6 separate regions of the Mus musculus genome follow, and regions 1, 2, 3, 4 and 6 are each linked to region 5. A link is a loop called in an ENCODE intact Hi-C map of the cell type or tissue named here. Cell type or tissue: heart. All regions are shown on one strand. Region 1 overlaps Rasa2 (RAS p21 protein activator 2). Region 2 has its middle 53 kb from the start of C430002N11Rik. Region 3 has its middle 38 kb from the start of Rasa2. Region 4 overlaps Zbtb38 (zinc finger and BTB domain containing 38). Region 5 has its middle 5.9 kb from the start of C430002N11Rik. Region 6 has its middle 44 kb from the start of Zbtb38.

Evidence for each region. Hi-C counts contacts between places; a loop is a spot of excess contacts. Peaks named below come from ENCODE experiments on the same cell type or tissue, not always from the same donor. Only the 100,000 strongest peaks of a DNase experiment are listed, where the experiment ranks them.
Region 1: a loop joins it to region 5, with 4 times the contacts of the local background. A loop is called at or near these places in 5 of 42 quality-filtered maps.
Region 2: a loop joins it to region 5, with 8 times the contacts of the local background. A loop is called at or near these places in 12 of 42 quality-filtered maps.
Region 3: a loop joins it to region 5, with 5 times the contacts of the local background. A loop is called at or near these places in 24 of 42 quality-filtered maps.
Region 4: a loop joins it to region 5, with 1.9 times the contacts of the local background. A loop is called at or near these places in 10 of 42 quality-filtered maps.
Region 6: it touches region 5 in a loop (7-fold over the local background); 24 of 42 quality-filtered maps call a loop at or near these places.

The regions. Positions count from the first base shown.
Region 1 is chr9:96,571,326-96,575,325 of GRCm38, reverse strand. Rasa2 (RAS p21 protein activator 2) reads left to right here. Exons shown (of 24, transcript NM_053268.2): 10 at 3,305-3,461. Among named protein-coding and RNA genes, the nearest start is that of Gm28729, 48 kb to the right of the region's middle. In heart, a CTCF peak has its summit at 1,879; no DNase peak of the experiment used is centred here.
Region 2 is chr9:96,816,683-96,820,682 of GRCm38, reverse strand. No RefSeq gene overlaps it. Among named protein-coding and RNA genes, the nearest start is that of C430002N11Rik, 53 kb to the right of the region's middle. In heart, a CTCF peak has its summit at 1,920 (motif pointing right); no DNase peak of the experiment used is centred here.
Region 3 is chr9:96,667,646-96,671,645 of GRCm38, reverse strand. No RefSeq gene overlaps it. Among named protein-coding and RNA genes, the nearest start is that of Rasa2, 38 kb to the right of the region's middle. In heart, CTCF peaks have their summits at 1,696 (motif pointing left) and 2,825 (motif pointing right); a DNase peak (open chromatin) is centred at 1,595; H3K4me3 peaks cover 818 bases; H3K27ac peaks cover 1,110 bases.
Region 4 is chr9:96,697,960-96,701,959 of GRCm38, reverse strand. The region is part of intron 2 of Zbtb38 (zinc finger and BTB domain containing 38); the gene reads left to right. Among named protein-coding and RNA genes, the nearest start is that of Zbtb38, 20 kb to the left of the region's middle. In heart, a CTCF peak has its summit at 2,483 (motif pointing left); no DNase peak of the experiment used is centred here.
Region 5 is chr9:96,757,614-96,761,613 of GRCm38, reverse strand. No RefSeq gene overlaps it. Among named protein-coding and RNA genes, the nearest start is that of C430002N11Rik, 5.9 kb to the left of the region's middle. In heart, a CTCF peak has its summit at 2,338 (motif pointing right); a DNase peak (open chromatin) is centred at 2,463; H3K4me3 peaks cover 751 bases; H3K27ac peaks cover 1,171 bases.
Region 6 is chr9:96,673,974-96,677,973 of GRCm38, reverse strand. No RefSeq gene overlaps it. Among named protein-coding and RNA genes, the nearest start is that of Zbtb38, 44 kb to the left of the region's middle. In heart, a CTCF peak has its summit at 2,341; a DNase peak (open chromatin) is centred at 2,343.

The DNA of each region.
Region 1 (4,000 bases), 190 kb after region 5:
AGTTTCTGAAGAGAGGACTTCAGAACCAGGAGCTCACTGATTAGCTAGGCTGGGTGGGCAGTGAGCTCCAGGGACTGCCTGTCTTTTCCTGCCCCGTGCAAGGATTGCAGATGTGCACACCACTAAACCCAGCTTTTACATGGGTGCTGGGAACCTAAACTCGGATTCTCATGCTCTGCAGAGCAAGCACTTTATCAGCTGAGCCATTTCTCTGACCTCTGTCTCTTCCCTTTAAAGGTCACTTTTTAAAATGAAATGTAATATTTGTGCCTGCTTATTAAGTGTAATAGTCACTTGTATATACTGTGTAATGATCAAATCAGGATAGTCAGCATTTCCATCTCTCAAATACCATTTCCATGTTGGATGCTGGAGAATTAGACTGTGCTGAACCGTGACATCAGTTGTTACGGACCATAGTGAACCTGTTGGATTATAAACAGAGCTGCTACTCCCACGCTGCATTGAGAGCCCGTTCTAATAATAATACCTTTCTCTGATGATCTCCCCTCCTGCCTCTAGCAACTTACAGTCTTTGTTTTTATGTGGATCAACTTTAGTTTTCACAAAGGAATAAGAACTTGTGGCCTTTGTCTTTCTGTGCCTTACTTCACATGATAAAATGACCTCCAGTTCCAGATGGGTTACCATAAGTGATAGGATTTCACTCTTTAATAGCAAACCGTCTGTTGATGAGTAAATGAATTTAAATAACGTGGTCTGTACACACTGGGATGTTAACATAAGAACCGCTCTTTAGAACTCAGCTGCCTAGAAGAGGAGTTGGTGTTGACTGTTTAGGGGTTGGGTTTTTGTTTTTGTTTTTGTTTTTATTGTTTTAGTTTCTGAGACAGAATCTCACTATTTAACCTTGACTGGCCTAGATCTTACTATGAGGACCAGACTGTCCTTGAACTCAGAGATCCACCTGTCTTTGCCTTCTAAGTGCTGAGATCTAAGCTGTGCACACTCCAGCTGACCTAGGACTTAGACGTTTCTCTTTGGTCTCACTTGCCTTTAAAGGAGCCTGCCACCAGACAGTCCTCATTGGGATTCTGCTATTCCATAGCCTTCCTTAGAGAGACTGTATTTTAGACTAATTTTCAAATTTTATTTTTTAACTCTTCCAATGCAAATCTAAATGTATTAGTCTCTCTAAAAACATTTTGTGTGTTTTAATTTCTAAATGCATCCAGAGAAGGAGAAAAATGACTTTAATTGTTGAGAAAAATGTATTACCGTTTGCCTCCCCTGCCCCCATGTCATATTTCCTCCCTTCTCCATGAAAATTCCTGAACTCAGTTTTTAAGTCTTGAAAATAACATTCCATACCTTTAGTACAGAAGAAAAAATGAGTTGTTGTGTCTCCCAGGGGCCTCCACAATGAGCCTCAGACCTGCCCCCACAGTGTGACACAGTCTTTCCATATACTTTCAAATTTGACAGAACTTTCTACCTTGGCCAACTTGGAATATTAACAGACAATAAGTAACTTTATTTCAATTTCTTCTATCAATAGTATAAATACTTCATGTGCTCTTGAGTGCTGGTGTCTTTGAGGTCAGAGTCGTTGAATCCTCTGGAGCTGGAGTCACAGGTGATTTGTGGCTGCCTGATTTTGGTTGCTAAGAATTGAACTCGTTCTTTGTTTATGATCTCAACCATTGAGCTAGTTCTCTAGGCTCCAATAAAAATATTTTAATTTAAAGTAGTCTGTCAGAAGCATAAATGCTAAAATTTATGTAGCATAAAAGAGAAGAATCTGCTAATGTATATGAATTAATGTACATTGTATGGAAGTATAAAAATGTTAATGCCATTTTAATTGAAGATCTTGATCTCCTTTATCACTTATAGAGCTGTAGCATCCTCTAGTGGTATTAAAGATAACTGCACAAAACCTCATTCCATTCAGGCATAGTTATTTCTAACGTTGATATTGCAAAGGGTCATAATAACTTATTAGTAGGCAGTACTCTTGCTTTAAGTTTTTCTATTTTCTTTTTTCCAGTAATTTCCATTAGTATTTGCCTATTATATTGTATGTCTAAAAACTGGTTTTTGATGGTTTAGTTTTTTTAAGATTTCTATTTTATGTATATGAGTGTTTTGCTCTATGTATGTCTGTGTACTGCATGTATGCCTGGTGCTTGTGGGGGTCATCAGATGGTGTCAGATGCCCTGCCACAGGAATTAGAGATAGTTGTGAGCCAACATGTGGGTCCTCTACAGAAGCGGCAAGTGGTCTCCACTGCTGCATCATCTCTCCAGCTCTACTTCCTATTTAATTTTATTTGCAGATTATAATACAATGACTCATGCCACTTTCCCTTGCTTTCTAAGACGTCTTTTGTTGCCCTTATGTACATATTACTTTTATGTGTGTCCCTTGCGCGCGCAGCCTGTGAATGCCTGCAGGAATTGTTCTCTGTTTCCACCACTTGCCTTCTGGGTATTGAAGTAAAGGCATCTCTGTTTACCTTGAGTCGGTTCTTGGTGGTGGGGGAACCTGGGAGAATGAAACGGACTACAGTCTCGTGCTAGCCAGCCGCACTCAGAGCATCACACATTTCATACTCGGAGTGATTTACCTCCTTAACCTTGATTGTTTTTTAATTGGTGATAATTAGATTGGACGTTAGCATTGTCTTTTTTGTGTTGATATTAGCTAATTTTCATTTTGCCATGTGTAGATAATAGAACATAATTTGATTGTTTTTTTAAATAAGTTTTTTTTAATAGAAATTACACCATTCCTAGGTAAAAAGATGTAAAAGAGAATCCTGCCTCCTTCCCCAGTGCCACTTGCCTAGGTCCTATTTCTGAGCCAGCCTCTGTTCTCTAGATTCTGGGAATATTTTCTATATTCATAGGCAAATGCATGTATATATTTTCATTCGTTGTTTTGTTGTATTGAACCTGGGTTTCTGTGTGGCCTGGGAGTCATAATCTCCCAAGTGCACACACGACCACATGCCCACCTGTACTATGCCTGTATGTTTACTCAACAGTGTAGTAGAACACTATAGATAGGCGTTGACTCTTGATGGTGGTTTACAACTTATACTCTAGAATCAGACAGCCTTAATTCAGGTCCCATCCTCGCCAGTAACCACTTGCTCTGTGCTTCTTATTTCGTGGGCACAGTGAGGGCTGAATGTGCTGAGAACACAGTCCGCCCATGAGCTGCAGTCTGGCCCTGGCCCGTGGTTTCTTCTTCAGTAGCTCAGCTGTCTACTTATCCCGCTTGCTCGTTAACTCACTACCATCACGTGTAGTACCATCAGCTGTACTTTTACTTTAGGTACTTGCTACAGCCAAGAGACAATGGAAACAAATCATCTAAAACCGATGACCTGGGATCTCTTCTGTTAACTCTCTGCTATACAGAAGACTGCGTGCTTCCATCAGAGTACTATGGACCGCTGAAAACTTTGCTGCTAAAGTCACCAGATGTTCAGGTACTTTAAAAATCTTTTTTTTTCCCCAAGTGTTTTGTGATTTGTTCTGGATTTGTATATAGGTACAAAGCTTCAAGGGATAAACCCAGAAAAACGGTCAGCTTCATCCGTCCACATGTCGGAGGAGCCCTTGTGGTCAGCTCTGGGAACTACTTTAAAAATCTTATATGATCCCCAAGTGGGGCAGTCTCTGGATGGTCGTTCCTTCAGTCTCTGCTCTGAACTTGGTCAGACTGCCCCACTTGGGGATCCATGCCATAAACAAACCCAGGCACTATGGCAGATGCCAAAAAGAGCTTGCTGACAGGAGCCTGATATAGCTCTCTCCTGAGAGGCTCTGCCAGTGCCTGGCAAATACAGAAGTGGATACTCACAGTCATCCATTGGATGGAGCACAGGATCCACAATGAAGGAGCTAGAGAAAGTACCCAAGGAGCTAAAGGGGTTTTCAGCCCCATAGGAAGAGCAACAATATGAACTAACCAGTACCCCCAGAGCTCCCTGGGACTAAGCCACCAATCAAAGAAAACACATGGTGG
Region 2 (4,000 bases), 59 kb before region 5:
AACAAAAATTAAATTTTATAGAACATAGATATTCTTTTTATATTCTTTTTTAAAACACATTTTATTTATCTTTTTATGTGTGACATGTTTATGTGTGTACATTTGTGTCAGTACAGGTTCAAGAGTGTCATGACAGACTTTTTTTTTAGCTTTTTTGTTTTGTTTTGTTTTTTCGAGACAGGGTTTCTCTGTATAGCCCTGCTGTCCTGGAACTCACTCTGTAGACCAGGCTGGCCTCTAACTCAGAAATCCGCCTGTCTCTGCCTCCCGAGTGCTGGGATTAAAGGTGTGCACCACCACGCCCGGCCCTTTTTAGCTGTTTTTAAAACGTTTTTAGGGCTGAAGAGACAGCTCAGCAGTTAAGAGCACTGACTGCTCTTCCAGAGGTCCTGAGTTCAATTCCCAGCAACCAACCACATGGTGGCTCACAACCATCTGTAATGGGATCACATGCCCTCTTCTGGTGTGTCTGAAGACAGCAACAGTGTACTCATATAAATAAAATAAATAATTCAAAAATAAATAAAAACATTCTTATTCTTTGAGAATTTCATATAAAACATTTTTTACCATATGCAGCCCCATCTTCCAACTTGTCCAGATTCATTTCTGCCTCCTACTCAACTTCATGTTCCACCCCCACACACACATACACAGACCCCTACCCCCTCGCCCCCCCCCCCCAGGCCCCTTTCTCGGCTCCTTGCCTCTCCTTTCTCCCTGTGCTGGAACTGCAAGTGGCCGTTACCACGCTGGGCTGAGCATTCTTTGTCAAGCTTCGCTTTGAACAGACTTAACAAACTCAACTATATGCTATTGGAATTAGAGTTTACTCGTTTTAGTGCCAGGAATCGAACCCAGGGCCTCGCACATGCTAGGTAAGCACTCTGCCACTAAGCCACATCCACAACCGTGTTCCTCTTTCAAAAGAGGAGCTCAGTGATGTGCCCAGGTGGCCTTAGCCTCCCATCAGACCGTAACCTCAAGGTCCTCCTGCCTCAGCCTCCTGAGTACAGGCCTGTGCTGCTGGCCTGGTGGTAATAATTAGCAATAATAAATGGCTTTCCAAGAAAACTACTAAACACCTGATCGAAGGTCTTTCATCATAGGCTCAGCAGAATTAGACTTGGAAGAAGTCTTCGGTAAATCCCTTTTTCAGAACCCAAGAACTAGGACAGGAAAGGTGGGGATACACGCCTCGCTGAATCTTCAGAAAGCCCCTCGAGGCGGGTTCAGCATCCCAGGCTGGGTAGGTCACCCTGATGTGTTAGATAGAATGTAGCTGCAGATACACAGGGTAAAGTAGTGGCTAGTGGGATGCCAGCCCGATCCTCATGGCTCAAGACTTGCAACTGAGTATCAGGAGTGTAGCCCTGTGTTCACACCTACCAGGAGCTAGCTCAGTCACAAATCTGTCCATGAGGAATCAGCCGAATACACAGGCATGACCAGGCCCTCCTAGCTGCTGAGGCCTGGCTAACAGCTGGGACAGATGAGCATCCGTGAGGAAAGGGTCACCAAGAGGAACAGAACTCCTCAGGGCTGCGGTACCCTCAGCAGGAGGATACCCTTGGGGCTGACTTCAGATGTGTCAGCCGAGTGAGAGTCCTGCCTCCCTACATGGGCTGCGTGAGTCTTCCAAGAGAGGAGAATGCTTTTCTAAATAGTCTGCCTTGAGTCCAGCCTAGGTAGACACAGGGGCTCTGGCCACTCTATTCCCTGGAAGAGACTGAGCGGCCTTAGTAAGGGGCGTTTCCTATGGCCTCTGCAGCAGTCCTACCAGATGTTGTGTTTGGAGAAGGATGTCAGTAAATTAAAAATGGGGGTCGCTGCAGTTACAAATTTAAGTCTAAATGGTTAGGGACTATTCCAGCCATCCTGGCTTATTTTTCTTTAAGTAAAACAATGTAGCGAGCGATAGTGTGTTCAACCACTAGAGGGCAGCATCAAATAAGCTATTGGTCTTTAGGGTTGGGTCTGCCTTATAGAAAAGTAGGTTCGCTTGTGTTTTAAGAAGTCGACAAACTGCCCTTGTTTGCCTGTCATGGAGGAGTTTCCACAGGCAAGCTTTTCCATGCTAACATCTGAGAAAGCCTAAGGCAAAGTAAAACAAGCCAGTGACTCAGGAGTTACACATGAAAACAAATGTATTATATCGTTCACATTTTATAGAAAAGTTTGACTGGGTGATTCACAGAGCTAGCTGGTGTGAAGCAGAATTGGATTAAAGGAACATGTTCTCTTTGTTTGTTTTGTTTGTTTTGTTTTGTTTTTCAAGACAAGGTTTCTCTGTATAGCCCTTGCTATCCTGCAACTCACTCTGTAGACCAAGCTGGCTTCAAACTCAGAGAGCCACCTGCCTCTGCTGGGATTAAAAGCGTGCACCACCGCCTGGCTAGGACCATGTTCTTTTTTTTTTTTTTTTTTTTTTTTTTTAAAATTTTTACTACTTTTATTTTTTTATTTTTTTTTTCCATTTTTTATTAGGTATTTAGCTCATTTACATTTCCAATGCTATACCAAAAGTCCCCCTTACCCACCCACCCCCACTCCCCTACCCACCCACTTCCCCCCTTTGGCCCTGGCGTTCCCCTGTACCGGGGCACACAAAGTCTGCGTGTCCAATGGGCCTCTCTTTCCAGTGATGGCCGACTAGGCCATCTTTTGATACATATGCAGCTAGAGTCAAGAGCTCAGGGGTACTGGTTAGTTCATAATGTTGTTCCACCTATAGGGTTGAAGATCCCTTTAGCTCCTTGGGTACTTTCTCTAGCTCCTCCATTGGGAGCCCTGTGATCCATCCATTAGCTGACTGTGAGCATCCACTTCTGTGTTTGCTAGGCCCCGGCATAGTCTCACAAGAGACAGCTACATCTGGGTCACAAGAGACAGCTACATCTGGGTCACAAGAGACAGCTACATCTGGGTCACAAGAGACAGCTACATCTGGGTCACAAGAGACAGCTAGGACCATGTTCTTAAGCAGGACACCGCATAATAGTCCCCTGAACAATCTGGGTCACTGTTAGGTTTCATGCTACCCAAACCTGATCACCATGGCTTAAGCAATAAAGTCATGTGTCAATCCTTTCAAATGGGTCCAGCATGCTCTCAGGATCTCAGATGCCTGCGGACGTCACACGGGCAGAACAGGGGCTCCTTGATTCCAAGGAAGCAGTGAGTTTATTAGGCACATTGCTGTTCCTGTCAAAGCTGCTTCAATTTAAGTGCATTAATTACTTTTCTATTGCTGAGATCAAGGTAATTTACACAAGGAAGAGTTTATTTGGGGTTTGTCTTAGTCAGGCTTTCTATTCCTGCACAAACATCATGACCAAGAAGCAAGGTGGGGAGGAAAGGGTTTATTCGGCTTACATTTTCCACATTGCTCTTCATCACCAAAGGAAGCCAGGACTGGAACTCAAGCAGGACAGAAAGCAGGAGCTGATGCAGAGGCAATGGACAGATGTTACTTACTGGCTTGCTCCCCCTGCCTTGCTCAACCTGCTCTCTTACAGGACCCAGGACAACCAGCCCAGGAATAGCACCACCCACAAGGGGACCTCCCACCCTTGATCACTAATTGAGAAAATACCTTAATTGAAAATACCTAGATCTCATGGAGGCATTTCCTCAAGGGAGGCTCCTTTCTCTGCGATAACTGCAGCTTGTGTCAAGTTGACACACAGAACCAGCCAGCACAGGTTCCAGGATGTTGGAGCAGAGGTCGCAGGCAGCAGGTGGCCATAACAACAGCCGAGGACTCATATCTTGAACTACAAACAGAAGGCAGACCGGGCAATCAGTAAGCTCACCACTGGCTTTTCAAATCTCAAAGCTTGCCCCTAGACACAACTCCTCCAACAAGACCACATCGCTTAATCCTTCCCAAACAGGTCCATCAACTGGGGACTGCATATTTAAACATACTAGCCTATGGGAGACAATCTAATTCAAGCCAGCACACTGAGGAAGAGTGGGTGCTAACAGAGCTAACAGT
Region 3 (4,000 bases), 90 kb after region 5:
AACAGCAACGAAATTCAGCGAGCTACGTCTAACAATCTCCTCTGAAACTGAATTCAAACACAACACAGCGCTGGCTCATAGCTGATACTCGGTCTCTTCTAACGTAAGTGGTACAACCTCCTTTTAGGACACATTGAAGAAAAAGCTGATTAAAACAGCACCAAACATTCAACATCAGCCAAGACCCGGCCAGGCGGTGCGCCAGATGCTTTCATCTTTATTTAAAAGAATCTGGGGGAAAAGGTATTACTTTCACTAATCACTAGATGCGGAGCCTGCGGGCCCAAGCCAATGACTCCACTCGTCTAGGTGTTGAAAATGTACTTAGAACAGAGATGAGACACCCTGTTTATTTACTGGGCAATTCCTCAACTTCAGATATCAATTTACCAATCCACAAACTACACCCTTCCACATGTCACTCTGTATACGGAACAAGCAACCGTGAACTTCCCATCCTGCCTCTCCCTGGTTGTCCAATCAGCTCGCAGAAGCACGGCAGGACAGACAGCTATGAAGATCGACCCAATTTCCAGGAGCTCTCAAGGTTAAGAGAAGTATCTCCTATAAAGTAGATTAAGTATAAACTCAATAAAGGTAAAAAGCAGCTTAGTATAGTTGTGTACACATATGTAGCCGCTGTGTATTGAAAGAGCTAATACATGTATGTGGGAACATTGTTTTCACACGATACAATCATTCTGTAGATGTCAGAGACCCCTCTGCCCACCCTGCACCCCCTTTGTGTGTGTGTGTGTGTGTGTGTGTGTGTGTGTACATGTACATTCTTGCCCTTTTTGGTTTTTCGAGACAAGGTTTCTCTGTGTAGCCCTGGCTGTCCTGGGACTCACTCTGTAGACCAGGCTGGCCTCAAACTCAGAAATCCACCTGCCTTTGCCTCCCGAGTGCTGGGATTAAAGGCGTGGACCACCACGACCAGCTATACTGTCTCTTTAAACTAGAATGCAGGAACAACCTACCCCTCTTGGTCTTTCAATGCCTGCCTAACGTGTAACTGTATGATGAACGTGTAACGAGTTTGCTAATGGTGACCATTTGTTTTCAATCTTTTGCTTTTGCTTACACATTTTTGATAGATTTTTATAGCAAATGTAAAAATAAATTGGGGAAAAGGCTTTCTGTGTGTCTCTCTCTCTTTTAAACACAAAGTCCTGACAGACAAAACCCCATCCCATTATGAGGTTTCTTGGAAGTTTGCATGAGTTCAAATTCTGAGTTTCTCCAAGCTATTCAGAATTCTGCTCTTTGTTTTGAATGTCATATAAACAAAAGCTCGTGTCTTCGAGAATTCTCCTTGCCTGAACAAATGCCATGATGGAAGGGGAAAACCCTACAAAGGAGGCTGGGCCAAAGTTGAACTAGAAGTAGAAATCTCTCTCTGCGACATCTCATCTCGGCTGCGTCCCACTCTCCAGTCATCTCTGTGCATCTCTGTGGGCTGAGGAACCGCCTCTGCTCTTCCAGGCTGTGGGTGGAAGATGCGGTCTCCCCACTTCCCAGGCATTTTCCGACCTGCCATGCCCCGCGTGCGCGGATTGGTTCCTCCATGGTCAGGAGTTTGCCCCTGGTCCAATGAGCTCTCACTGTAGAGTCAGAACCCCGCAGCGGAAGACAGATGCACAGGCTCCACCCACAGGTGAACCTCACGCTGGAAAAGGCTCTCGAGTGCCACCCCGTGGTCCTACAAAGACAAGAGGTTTGGGGAAAAGCTGTTAAAAACAAAACCCTGCAGGATGCTGGAAGATCTGTCATCACGGCTTCAATTTGACTGCTTAGCTTCCTGGGCTGGAGTTCCCCAGGACAGCTGTGCCTGGACAGTCAATCAAAGATCCGCCTGACCTAGATGTGGGCTAATGAGTGAGCGGCAGCAGCGTTTTGCGTTGATTTGTGAGTTAGATGAACTGCAGCGATAGAAGATGTGAATTTGTGCATCTATAAAGGATGCCTCAGCAGCTGCCCACCATGGATCTGAAAAGTAACCTTACTCTGATAGTATCGATTTCACTTTGCTGGGCTGTTTTTTTTTTTTTTAGGGACGTTTGGGATGGCATGGTGCTCCATGCCTTTAATCTCAGCACAGGCAAGGTCGAGCCTGGCCTACATACCAAGCTCCAGGACAGCCAGGGCAACATATATTCAGACTCGTTTAGCTAGTAGCATTTGGTTTTAGACATGTTCTTTTTGAGACTTAAATTTTGTTTAATTTGTGTGTACCTGTGTGTTCACACATGCATGTGTGTGTATTCAGGAACACAGGCCATTTCACACACGTGAGGTCAGAGAACTTTCAGGAGTCGGTCCTCTCCTTCAAACCATTTGGATCTCAGAGAATAAATTCCCGTATTCAAGCTGAACCATCTAGCTGCCTCCCTTTTGGAGAATTTTGTTTTAATATTCATTTTTTTATTTTCAATTCTGCATGTCTGTGTGCAGACATGTGCGTTTGTGTGCAGATGCCTGCAGAAGTCAGAGGTGTTGGATCCCTCTGGAGCTGGAGTTAGAAGCCATTGTAAGTGGCTGATGTGACCCTGGGGACCAAAATCGGGCTCACTGCAAGAGCCACCTCTCCTGCAATCTCTTTGAGAATTTTTAAATAAATATAGTTGTATCTGAAAGTGAACATGCTTTGAGAATAAGCCGGTGGAGGCTTACTTAGACTTTCTGGCGGCTGCAGTCCTGTCCCCCAATGAAAGTATAAGCAGGGAAGCCCACCAGCTCTGCAGTGTGGTGGCATCTGAAGGCAGCAGAACCACTGTCATGGAGGGATGCTACTTCTGTGCACAGGGAGAGGGAAATCCCACCAGCAGAGGTCACTGATGTACCAGGAGGGAGTCCAACGCAGCTCTTCTCACACTTGTGCCTGCCTTGCTCCCTGCGCAGCAAGTTGAAGGGAATCAGTGCAGAACTGTGTGCACGCTGTTGACACATTTTCTTCATGAGGCCCACCTTTGGTACCTTCAACCTAAGGCTGTTTATTTTAACACTGATTTAACACTCAAACTAAAGCAGCCTTAGATTGTATATCACCAAGTTTAACCTGGCCCAGAAAGTAGTTGTATGTGCTTCTAATCTGGAACTTAAGAATGGCACCACCTTCCCCCAACACATGCATGCCTATGTATACACACCACGCAGGCACACTTGAACACATACACCCAAACGGCTTGAGTTTGCACACAGAGCCCCCTACTGAGTAGGAATGAATGCCATGTCGTGATGTAGAGTGGTACAGACACCAAGAAGAGGAGGTGCCTGTGGGCTATCTGCATCTGAGCCACTCAGGGTGTCAGAGCTAGCTATGGGCAGCAGCTGTGTATGATGGAAAGCTCTGCTGGCCTTGAGTGGTCATCATTAGACTTTCTATTAAAAGGGGAAGGGAAGGGGGCGGTGGAGCGCCTAGACACCACCACATTGTTACAGGACAGAACTCATCTCTTATATTGTCCCAGACTAAGATGCTGCCAGTAAGGAGCCAAAAGGACTATGACCTGTCTCCCATGCAACCATCTGGGTGATGGGGCAGCCAGGTACAACTCACAGGCACTGGGAAAAAAAAATGGTGATAACCCTGTAGTGCCAGAGGGATGGATGAGGGCAGGGTTGTGGGGAGCGGGTGTGGTGGCAGTCCTAAAGGCGCCAGGGACTGCAGCTAAGTCATATGACTTGCACCTGACTTCCTCATATAAGACACAAACATCTTGAGTGCTGCGCAGGTGTACCAGGATACAGGTGAATCCAATTTGGTGGAGATTTGCCCCTGCTGCCCTGATTAGCTGAAGCCTCGTGACTGGTGAGGTGGCGTGGCCTGCTGTGCGTGGATGGGAACTGAGAGTATAAAAGAGTGAGAGGCCCAGGGTTCGGGGGAGATATAAAAACAAGGGAGATATAAACAAGGGAGATATAAACAAGGGAGTTATAAAAACAAGGGAGATATAAACAAGGGAGATATAAAAACAAGGGAGATATATAAACAAGGGAG
Region 4 (4,000 bases), 60 kb after region 5:
GGAGGCCACTCGGAAACTTAGTTCTTTACACACCCCTAACATCAGTTATACATACATGGGGCCACCTTTATATTTTCAGTGCTAAGCACTTTCTTAAAACCTTTTAGATATAGCCTTACTTTGTAGCTCTGGCTGGCCTGGAGCTCACAGAAATCTGCCTGCCTCTGCCTTCTAAGTGCTGGGGTTAAAGGTGTACCCCACCATACTTAGCCTGGAAATTAACTTTAAAACTGTTGACAATTCATTCTAGGTATCTGAGACAAAGGCCTAGACCATGGGCTCTAAGCAAAATGTTACCATAGAGCTTAAAGGACTGTTTTCTCCTTTCCTTCCTTCAAGTCAAAGAAGTGGTACTGTTAGCTTGGGGTGGAAATGGCCCTGGTTGCCAGCTGCTGGGCTGTGGGGAAGTAATTGGATCCCAAGGGCTCTGACCTCCTCAGTGGCTTACTCCACAGATGAATCCATATTCATGTCATGAATCCATAACTTGACAGCATTGCCAGGAGTGGGTGGGAACCAGGAGCCTGGGCAAGTTTGAAGAAGTAAGTCAACGTGCTCGGTCCCAGCACCGCTCACCCATTCTGCTCCCTGGCTGCCATGGCTGAACTGCCTCTCTCCTCTGTGTTCTTCCCCCAAGATGTCTGCCTCACCAAACATGGACTGAAAGGAAACGGGCCAAAACAAATCCGCCCTCTTTAGATTGTTTTTGTAGGTGTTTGTCTCAGAGACTTAAAGCTAACACAGTATCTTGTTCGTTATTACAAACTTGGGTGTTTTGACTTGTGCGTGCAGAGTATCTTTGTGGATCGATAGCCCTGGCATGTCCCATGCAGCCCAGCTCGAGTGGTGTACCTGGCAGGCAGATCCCCCAAAATGATCATTTGTCGGAGTGCTTTTCCTTTTCCAAGTCAGACAGCTTTCTTGACTTTCTCGCACTTGCATGTTTTCCCCCAGTAGCACAGGAGATAGCAGAGATGTCCACACTGCCAGGGCTGAGCCCTGTAAACTGGGAACAGCACCAGCATCGCTGCCTAGTGCTGATGCCGTAATAAAGGAAACAGTAGTGGCAATTGCATAGCTGAACAGTCTGGGAAACTGGTAAATAGTCTCAGCCCTCCTAGCATCTTTACTCTGTAGTAAGGCATACACTGCCAAGTAACTTTTAACCAGTATACTGGAAAGGTAGGGGAGAGCCTGCATGCCAAGAGTGTGCAGCAATTGAGTGGTTTCTGGGAAGAGGGAGGGAATGTCAGATGGAGACCAGGGTGGCTTGCATTCTGGGCTAGAAGGTATTCTAGGTTCCAGAAGCAACACGTGAAAAGGGACATATTAGAGTAGCAGAAAAAGAGGTTGGATGGTGAAGAAACCTCATAAGCCTTTGTAAGAATGTTAGCATCCACACACAAGAGTCTAACTCTTCTCTGGCCTAGAGAATCTTCCATATCTCATGAAGGAGGTTCAGACTGGAAGCTGGTCTCCATGTACAGAATCAATCTCCCTCTCCCTCTCCCTCCCCCTCCCCCTCCAGCATTCTTCTGAGGCTTCCCACAGTTGATCTCATGGTACACCCTTACTAGAACCTCACAGTCCTCCTCTTCACTGACTGTAGTAAAAGGGTCAGTCTATACTCTCTGTTAGAGGAAGCACCAAAGCTCGCCTTCCTTCAGGCCAGGAAATCTGGGCTATGTGGATGGTTTTGGGGCTGTGCACTGAACACTGACTGATTACATACCAGGCTACACCTGGAAAATGCCTTTGGTACAGCTGCTGTAAACACCTGCACTGCTAAGGGCTCCTTGGCCCAGGACATCATCAAGACCCATTGTCTGGCAAGGCCCAGGTTGTCCTGAAGAGTGCCGTGAGGGCAGCTCTGGCCCTCATCCTCCACTGCCCCACTTGAGGGCCCCTAGAGCATATTCCTCAGCAGCTTCCAGTGATCTCCTGACCTGTGGCTCACTGGTTATTATGACAGCCCTTCTGCTTAAAGCCTTACAGGTCCATCTCTGCAGGCTTCTTCAGCGGTGATCCTGTGTGATAAACTTGCAGTTTGGACCCAGTGCCCTTTTGCCTATAGAACAAGTACCTTCTAGCAGGCTGAGCACCATCCCCCATCAGAAACCACTTCCCTTGTTATATGAGTAACTGCTACGGGCTGTTTCTCCATCTCTCCTATGAGCGTGACAATGATACAGCTTCTATATCTCAAGCCTCGCCTCAGTTCATTCATTTACTCCTATCAGGGTATAGTAATCTTTTCATTTTGTCTGGTAGAATCCCAGGATTGTGGTGGACATTAAATGAGTTAATATGCAGAATGCTTCACAACCTGAAATGTACTGAGAAAAATAGTTATTGAGAGTGGATTTGGGGACTGGAGAGATGGCTCAGTGGTTAAGAGCACTTCTCTGCTGAGAAGCCAGGTTTGGTTCCTAGCACACACATCGGATAGTATTCAAACCCTTGAAATTCCAGTTCAGGAGATCCAGCACCCTCTTCTGGACTCCAGTGGTACTGCATATGTGTCATGCACATAAACTCACGCAGATACACACAAATGTATAAATAAAAGTAAGTAAATCTTAGAAAGCAAAGTGGATTTGGATAATTTAGAAGATGAAAACTGTAGTCCACAACAACTGTCTTTATGTAGTAATGATTTATAAACATATACCTATTTATGGTAAAAATTATTTAGTTTTTGAGTAAGTATTTGCCAAGGGCCTTCACATGTCAGGCCCTATTCCAGGGGCATAAGATCCATCAGTGAAGTCAAAGCTTGCTGCACTGTGGGGCTGAATTCTATCAAGCAGACCGGTGGGTGGTCAATGTAAGCAGTGTAAGCCGAGTAAACAGTGTGTGGTGCTGGACTGCACCATGCGCTGTGGATCCAGAAGGCCGTGGGGGTGGATGGACATGCGAGTACAGGAGGTAGACCTTTGAATTTTCATTTTTGCTTGATTCTAAGACAAGGTCTCCTGTGTATCCCAGGTTGGTCTCAAACCTATGTCGCCTGCTACTTGTTCAGACTCCCATTCTTCCTTCCTTACCATCTCTGTGCTGATTCCAGGCCTGTGCGGCCACACCCGGCATTGCAGGCCGGGTTTCTCACCAGGCTGAGCCATCTTTGCTTTATACGCTTTTCTCGTCTTACTCCACAAAACCTGAGTGGCGTCTGTGTGTCACACGCAGCAAGAGTAGAAAGGCTTTGTTCCTTCCTCCCACAGCTCACTCTACTTCCTAGGAAGGCAGTGAAGAGGAAACAGTGGCCCCCCCTTTATCTACGGTTAGACAGTCCTTCGTTTCAGTTATCTAAGGTCAGGTATACTCTGATCGTATGTAATGGAAAGGTCTAGAAGCAACTCATGAGTTCTAACTAACTCTTATTATAGTCTGTTTAATTGTTAAATTACGATTAATGTCTAATTGTACCTAATCTGTAAGTCAAACTTCATCATAGAGTATGCATAGGGAAACTGTATTTGTATGTGGTGAGGGTGGAAGTCTCAGGGCCCTGCACATAACTAGGGACTAGGACATGTGTGGTAATTGTCGGTGAGAAAGCACTATGAAGACAGTGGTGAGGGGAGTGTTGACTTACAAACACATTAATTTTCTGATACAAATTGGTGTTGCTTTAGACAAACTGTCTCAAAGAAGTGACATAAGGGGAAAAGGGTGTACAAGGAAGGCCTGAAGAGTTAGTGATAGCTCAGGATGGCCGGGGCAGGTGGCGCTTGCTTTCATATTGCCTTGAATCAGGAAACAAAGCGGGGGCTTGCTACCAGCAGCCCACTTCCTTCAGTGACGCACTGCCAGCTGAGGACCAAGTGTCCTACGTAGAGGGGCCTATGGCAGACACTTCATGTCCAGGTCAGAGCAAAGGGGAGATAAGGTAGGGCCATAGAGAAGACGTGCCTCGGGATTCAGAGCCAGGCCTGAAGCATGAGAGGAAGTCATCCCTAAGCAGGGCCTGCGTTAGGGTTCATTAAAGGTTCCAGGG
Region 5 (4,000 bases):
GTATATTTGTAATAGATATCTTATGTGTGCCCAAATATCCTTGACATCGAAAAGTACCTACAAACTAGTAAGAGGCAAGCAAGGCCACAGAAAGATAATGAGAGGATGAGAAGTAAAAGCCCACAAAGAAGACACACAAATGTTCTCCAAACGAACAACAACAAACAAACAAACAATAACAAAACCTGTTCATATTCACCTATGCTGACGTGGTTAGAGCTTCTTCTTTTTTTTTTTTTTTTAGATTTATTTATTATTTTATGTAAGTACACTGTAGCTGTCTTCAGACACACCAGAAGAGGGAGTCAGATCTTGTTACGGATGGTTGCGAGCCACCATGTGGTTGCTGGGATTTGAACTCTGGACCTTCGGAAGAGCAGTCGGGTGCTCTTACCCACTGAGCCATCTCACCAGCCCCGTGGTTAGAGCTTCTGATTCAAACTCTCCTATAATATTAACACATGGTGAGGGCTTCTGGACCCAGGCCCTTTCCTTACCTGCATATGAACTCACAAACTCACTTAATTCCACCGAGACTCTAATGGGTGGGACTTTATTATCTTAGCTTGACAGGTGTGAAAAGTATCAAAACTCTCGGGCATGAAAACATAGCCAAGACATTAGTCGGCAGGTAACAGGCTCAACCTTGGTGAGTTTGGCTTCAGAGCCCGTGGGCTCAAGTGCTAGATGGGAGTCCAGCCAGGAAAATGTCACATTGCTCATCAGATTCATAAGACTAAAAGAATGACAATATCCAGTAGTGACATCTAGAGCAAAAGGGAAGACCGTAACACACCTTGGCAGGTGGAGTGTGACTTATTTCTAATTTGAGGGAAATTATCTACTTAAAATTTAAGATATGTGAAATGAAAAATGATCATTCTCACCTTGAATGATGTATTCAATAGAAATTAAAACATGAAAATAGAAACAAGACATGATTGTTTTGACAGAATGACTTTTTTCTTAGCTCCTAGAAATAAACCTATTTGTTTCTCAGTTGTGACTGTTACATGACATGTGATCAGCCAAACCAAGAGTTATTACTCTCAATGTCAGCCTTGGTCCATTACCATATTTTTGTGGGTTGGAGAGGAGGGTCAGTGGTTACTAGCAATGGCTGCTCTTCCATAGGATCCTGACTCAATTCCCAGCACCCACATGGTAGCTCACAAACATCTGTTAACTCCAGTTACAAGGGGATCCGAAAACCTCTTCTGACCTCTGCAGGCACCAGGCAACACAAGTGGTACATAGATGTATATACAAACAAAACACCCATACATATAAAATAAATAAAACTAAAATTAAAATGTTTATTTCAGTTTTTATATAAATTTGCAATAAATTTCATCTCTTCTGTCAACAGAAAGATATTATTACATTGTTTCTTATAAACAAAAGGGTTATTTTTCCTGTTCTTTTTTTTTTTAAGTTAAAAAAAAATTTTTTTTTTTCAAGACAAGCTTTTACTCTGTAGCCCAGAATGTTCTGGAACTCACTATGTAGATCAGGCTGGCCTTGTAATTGTGACACTCCTTCTGTCTTCCAAACCACTAGTCACCCAGATGTTGGCATAAAATAAACATGACAACACAATAATGTACTACTTTGGTCTAAGTGGTCTCCAGTTGGCATCTTAATATAGTTCAACGTAGCAAACTCTCAAGGATGCCAACTTGAATTACCGAAAGGGATGAGGAAATATAAGTTCTTTTACTGCTTTTATTTGGGAGTATGGATTACTGGATTACTTTTGAATTTTTAAAACAATTTTGTTGTTTGTTAGTTGGGTTTATGTTTTTGTTTTTGTTTTGAGGCAGGGTTTCTCTGTGTAGCCATGGCTGTCCTGGAACTTACTTTGTAGACCAGGCTGGCCTCGAACTCAGAAATCCGCCTGCCTCTGCCTCCCAAGTGCTGGGATTAAAGGCGTGTGCCACCACGCCTGGCAAAAGAAATCTTTAAGTTCAGTCTGAGCCTTCATAAACTACGAAGAAGCCACCAGTCTTAAGTCAGGGCAAATCACCTCCTGGGGGTGGGTGGGAGGGGCTTGGGGGGAGGGGTTAGGGTGGGAGGGATGGGGGAGGGGAGGGTGTTCCTCCTCCACATCAGCCCCTCTGACGCTGACGTGCCTGGTCACATGAATCTTTGCTGGGGATGACCATTCCTCGCATCAGTGCAGTGGTGTTTTGCCCCCGAATGTCGTCAAACATTCCGCAGGGGACGAAAATCACCTCTGCTTGAGAACTGTGAAGAAAAACCCAGAGCACTGGCTCTCTGCTCTCTCCAGCGCTGACGCTGTCAATCTGTTTATAAGGGCTATTTTCATCAAAGCCACTAGAGGGAGCACTCTGCTGTTCGAGACACAACCAGAGCAGCAGGAGCAGGCGGAGACGGAGACGGAGTCTCCATCCCTGTTGGCTGGTCTCTACTTCAGACACTCTGGCTTTAATAGTCTTTCCTGTTGGGACTGATAACCTTTCGCCTTGAGGCACGAAGCGTCGCTGGTCTTGTGCTTTCCTGGTGTTTTCAGACACAGCGGGGAGAACATAATGATCTTGGCTTTTAAAAACATTCTTCCTAAGGCAGCCAGATGAATCATCCTTCTAAAAAAAGAATTTCCACGAGGGGAGCCTGTGGAACATTTACACTAGGAGGCAAAGACCCTAGTTCTCTCCTCGATCCTGCCAATTTCAGGCTGTGTGAGGTTGGTCAAGTTCTTCGGCCTCTCTGGTTTTACATATAACAGAGCTGAGGAGTCCGAGTTTAATACATTTAGTAACTTGCCTAGGGTCACTTGGTTGAGATGTGTGATCAAATAGGGATTTGAATCTGATCCATCTACTTCTTGGGGAAGCTGAGAACATAAAATGGGATGGGGTGTGTGAGAGTCTCAGAAGATAGAAAATTCCACAGGAGTTCAGTATGACGTTGTGCTTGTGCGCACATTGAGGGAACCAGGAGCCCAGAGAAGAGGGGCGTGGCTTCTGGTCCTTCGTGCTTGATGGACCCTGTCCCTGAAACTTGTTTTTCCCCTTCATGATAGAAATGGCAGGTATCCTCCACCTCTTAGGAGTTACTTAAATGATTCAATAAAAGAAAAGGATATATTCCAACATACCCACCTTTGTCTTTCTCTCTTCCCTTCCCCTCCTGTCTTTCTCCCTCCCTTCCCCTTCTGTCTCTCTACCTTGATTCTTTTTCTCAGCGTGGACAATCAAACCTAAGTCATCATGTATGCAGGGTAAACACGATTCTGCTGTAAACAGAATACCAGCATAAGGACTCCTAGATTGATGGGTAAAAATTAAGAGACCAGAAATAAAATCACTAATACTATGATCAATCGATTTTTTACAAAGAAGTGAAGACATGTCAATAGAGGAGATAGCAAACTGCCTTTTTTTTTTTTTTTTTGGTTTTTCAAGACAAGGTTTCTCTGTGTAGCCTTGGCTGTCCTGGAACTCACTCTGTAGACCAGGCTGGCCTCGAACTCAGAAATCTGCCCGCCTCCGCCTCCGCCTCCGCCTCTGCCTCCGCCTCCGCCTCCGCCTCCGCCTCCGCCTCCGCCTCCGCCTCCGCCTCCGCCTCCCAAGGGCTAGGATTAAAGTCGTGTGCCACCACTGCCTGGCCCAAAGTGCCTTTTAAGTAAACCTGATTTTAGGCCAGTTTGAGAACAGTCCTTTCAATAAGGGATGCTTAAGGGACAAGCCGGGCATCCACACTGAAAGCAGTGAACTTGGAATTCCACCTCACACCACCTAAAACCATTCACAGAGCTAAGCATCTACCGCTAAGGCTGCTACGGGAAACTCAGGTGGGCGTCTTCATGTCTTTGGACAAAGGTTTCTCAACCACGATGTGAAAAGCAGCAGCGATAAAAGAGAGCAAGCATTGGCCCTTCTTCAGACACTTCTTCAGAACATAACACTCTTGTGCTGCAGGTAACATCAAGAATGTGGAGAAACGTGGGGCTGGAGTGACCATCCACCAGTTACCA
Region 6 (4,000 bases), 84 kb after region 5:
AGGTGGGTTAGCTCATCTCAGTGGGGTTCTCTGTGTGACCTGAAGGCATCTGAGAGAAGAAAAGCTGTGGCTGGGGCTGGTGAGATGGCTCAGTGGGTAAGAGCACCCGACTGCTCTTCCAAAGGTCCGGAGTTCAAATCCCAGCAACCACATGGTGGCTCACAACCATCCGAAACAAGATCTGATGCCCTGATCTGTGTCTGAAGACAGCTACAGTGTACTTACATATAATAAATAAATAAATAAATCTAAAAAAAAAAAAAAAGAAGAAGAAAAGCTGTGGCTGATACTGCACACAGGACCACCATCTGCACATGGACCCAGGGAAGGCCTTGCCATGAGTCTTAGGCTCATGGGTGTCCCCATGTCAACTATCCATGTTTCCCCCAGGCTTCCTCTGCTCACTCAGAGAGATAGATGGTTTAGTGGCTAACAGAGCATACAGCTCTTAAGGAGGATCAAAATGTGATTCCCAGCACCCATGTCAGGTAGCTCAGAACAACCTGTAACTCCAGCTACACGGGACCCAAAGCCCTAGCCTCTGCAGGAGCCTGCACTCGTGTGAACAGAGCCTCTCTTGCCGTCACTTCACACACACACATGACTATAAAAGATACACATAAATCTTAAGATATCCTATTTTCATAATTGCTATTATTTAATAATTTGAATGAGAATCTAGTGAGGTCTGCGGCATCATTTCCTGATCAGTAGACGCCATTCCTCCCCCTTTTAAATTTAGCCATAAGGAAATGAGGTGTTCACAATGTAGGAATTGCCAAGAAGTCTTCCTCAGTGGAACCCTCTTCTTCCGTTAGGAAGCACACAACGCTGAAGACGTTGAGTGGACTTTGAAGATAGCTTTAATAGTTGTTGGTGGTGTTGGTTAGGTGCCAGGACATAAGAAAAACGAAGCAAGGCTAACGCTTTAAGTTTTCAAACTTGAGCAGTTGGAAGAATGGGGCTGCCTACAGACCGCTAGCCACATGCTCAGAGATTCAAATGAGACTGGCACCAAGTCCCTGAAGCACAGCTGAGTTAGGTCCTGAGAATCCAGGAGAAGCAGAAAGCGGTTTGCATGATCCGGAGAGAAACACACCAGAAAATGAGTAATTGCAACCACTGTAAAGTGCTGTGAAGAAGAGGCGCTTACTGCCTGGTGCTAGCAGGCCATGCCCTAGTCCAGTCATTCTCAACCTATGGGTCGTGACCTCTTTGGGGGTCACGTATCAGATACCCGGTGTATCAGATATTTACATTACTATTCATAATACTCGTGAAATTATAGTTAGAAAGGAGCAGTGGAATCACCACAGCATGGGGTCTGTATTAAAGGGTCACAGACTTAGGAAGGTTGAAAGCCACTGCCCTAGTTTAAACCTTAAGAAAAACTGGCCTTGAAGAAGTGACATGTGAGCTGAGTAACAGGTAGCAAGGAGAGGAGTTCTGGGCCCTGGAATGGTGTGTGCTGAGGTCCGCCTCTGGAGAGATCGCCTTGCATGGGAGGCCGGTCCTGACCAGAATGCAGGTGAGCCAGGCTTGAGATCAATAGGGATGACAAAGGGCTGAGATATGCAGGGCCTTTGTGCTGTAGATCTGGGTCTTGTATGAAGAGCAACCCAGAGGCACTTAGGTTAGAGACGTGGCTCAGTGCTTGCCTGGCATGTGTGAGCCCCTGGGTTCAATCCAAAGGATGGAAAGAAGAAGAAAAAAGAAGGGAGAGAGAAAGGGAGAAATAGAGGAAAGAGAAGCCCCCTGAGTTCAAGCCCCAGCATGGTCTACATATTAAGTTTCGAGCCAGCCAGATAGAAAAACCCTGTTTCAAAAAAAAAGCAAGCCACATTGGCTGAATGTAGAAAATGCCTTGGTGGACGGTGATGGCTAGAAACAGCTGTTAGGAAGTGACTGAGCTAAAGGTGATAGTGACTTAGATTGTATGTCTGCAGTGGCAATGGGGAAGAAGGAGAAAAGCTGAGAGAGACTTAGAAGGTAGAATCAGTGGGACTTGGTGTTGGGTTGGATTTGAGACGCTAGGGTTAAGGAAGGACCAGGGATCATCTTTTGGTTTTAGAATGATTCATACCGGAAATGAAAGATGTCTCCCATGAAGCTTATATAAGAAAGAAGCCAGAGTTCCAGAGATGAAAGATGAGTCAAAGAAATGCACCCACCCCCCCAAAAGGGTGACATGTGGAGAAGGCCAGAGCTTAGATGGGAGCCAGAATCTTCAGGACAAACCAGTGTCTGCAGAGATCAGGTTCGTTCAGTGCCCTCTGCTGTAGAATAGCAAAAGCCCAAAGTCTGGGCAATCAGCTACACACCCTGGTCCCCCTAATGGTAGGGCAAGGAAATGGCATGTCAGCCATAGAAGGTTACTCACGTCACAGGAGCAGCCAGGCACTGCCAGAGAGGAGCTGACACATCTCTGAGATGGCTGCTTTCTCTCCTACAGTCAACCAACCTGAGACCACGTACAAGAGGCAAAGAGAACATATTTAATTAAGACCTTTAGCCCTGCTTACAGCTTTCAAATACCCAGACACATAATATACAGGATTCCATCTGTATTCTTGTCCTTTACATTTGAGTTTAGGGAGGGGCCGGCTGTCACCACTCCCACAGACACCAGCTAGCCCTTTCTCCACCGTATGTCTTTGTTCAAGCTCCTGGCCTATTAAAATGGTCTCTTCTGTCCATGGGGTCATTTCTTAACACTTAATATGACAGTTTCTGCACCCCAGTGCTGGTGAGAGACAGACTCAGACCTCTGCATCTCTTTGCCTGGGGCCTCACTGCTACTCTGTGGGATGAAGTCCTTGGTGAGCATGTGCTGTGGACATGAGCACAGCTGTGTCACAAACCCTAATGCCTCAGATGCATGGGAATGATGAAACCTTCCCTTTACCCTTGTGCAGATGTTGATAGTATGAGCAGAAAAGAATGCACTACGGCTTCCTCCTCCCCAGTGTGTACAGCCTGAGACAGCTACCCTATAGAGACCTCCTACCAGGATAAGCTAGATCTGCTTCCTCATTAAGACAGACATACAGACAGACAGATATCCATCTCCTCAATTTGGATGTATAAAATAAATGCCCTGTTTCTGGGCAGCTGCTGGTGTGTCTCCATCAAAGCATACAGCCCACCTGATCTCAGAGTTTCTGTATGCATGTCTGTGTGTCTGTCCTTTCTTCAAAGATCCCTTCATTGTTCCAGTTGGTCAACCCCACAGCCACTCAGGTCTTGGCCTGCTCTCTGGGAAAATCCATCCTCAACTCAGCCTCTGACGTGAAGCAGGACCCTCGAGAAGAGTGAAGCCCAGGGTCCCTTTCCCCAGCACGGTCCTCCAAGCAACTGTATAGTGACATCAAGGTGAGACACCCACCGAGCATACAATCTGCCATCCAGCCTGACCAACATCCCAGTTTGCCCAAGACTGAGGCCACTCCCAGCACGCAGACCTTTTAGCATGAACACTGACAAGTGAGGATGGATGTTTGGTCGTGGAAATGGGAAGTCTCTTTAGAAAGGTGGGGCTGGGGAGAGGAACTAGCTACCCATTAATGGAAGGAGAAGGAATTGGGAACCTAAGTGAAGGAAAAGAAATCGGACCACATGGAAATGCGTCCTGGCTGTACATGTCCAGGCTGGGAGAGAGAGGGGATCCCCATGGGGCCCACTTGCAGACCCTACTGAAGTCCTTCAGTCAACTCACATAGCTCCATCCACTCGCAGTTCTCTGAAGAGCAAGTGGCTTCTGGCTGCCTACACAAGGCACTTCCCCCAGAATTTTTAAAAAGCGCTGGCCTTTCCAAGTCTTCTTAGTATAGGATATCTGTGGGTTTTCCTGCTGAGCCCTTTCTTATTTTTATGAGGAAAACCCCTAAAGTTCCTTCAAAAGCCACCCTGACCCTCTTCTTCAACAGCCCTGCTTTCCAAGCAGATCTGAAATCAGGATCAGGTGACTGGGGCTTGAGTAGGACCTTACTGAGAACTTTCC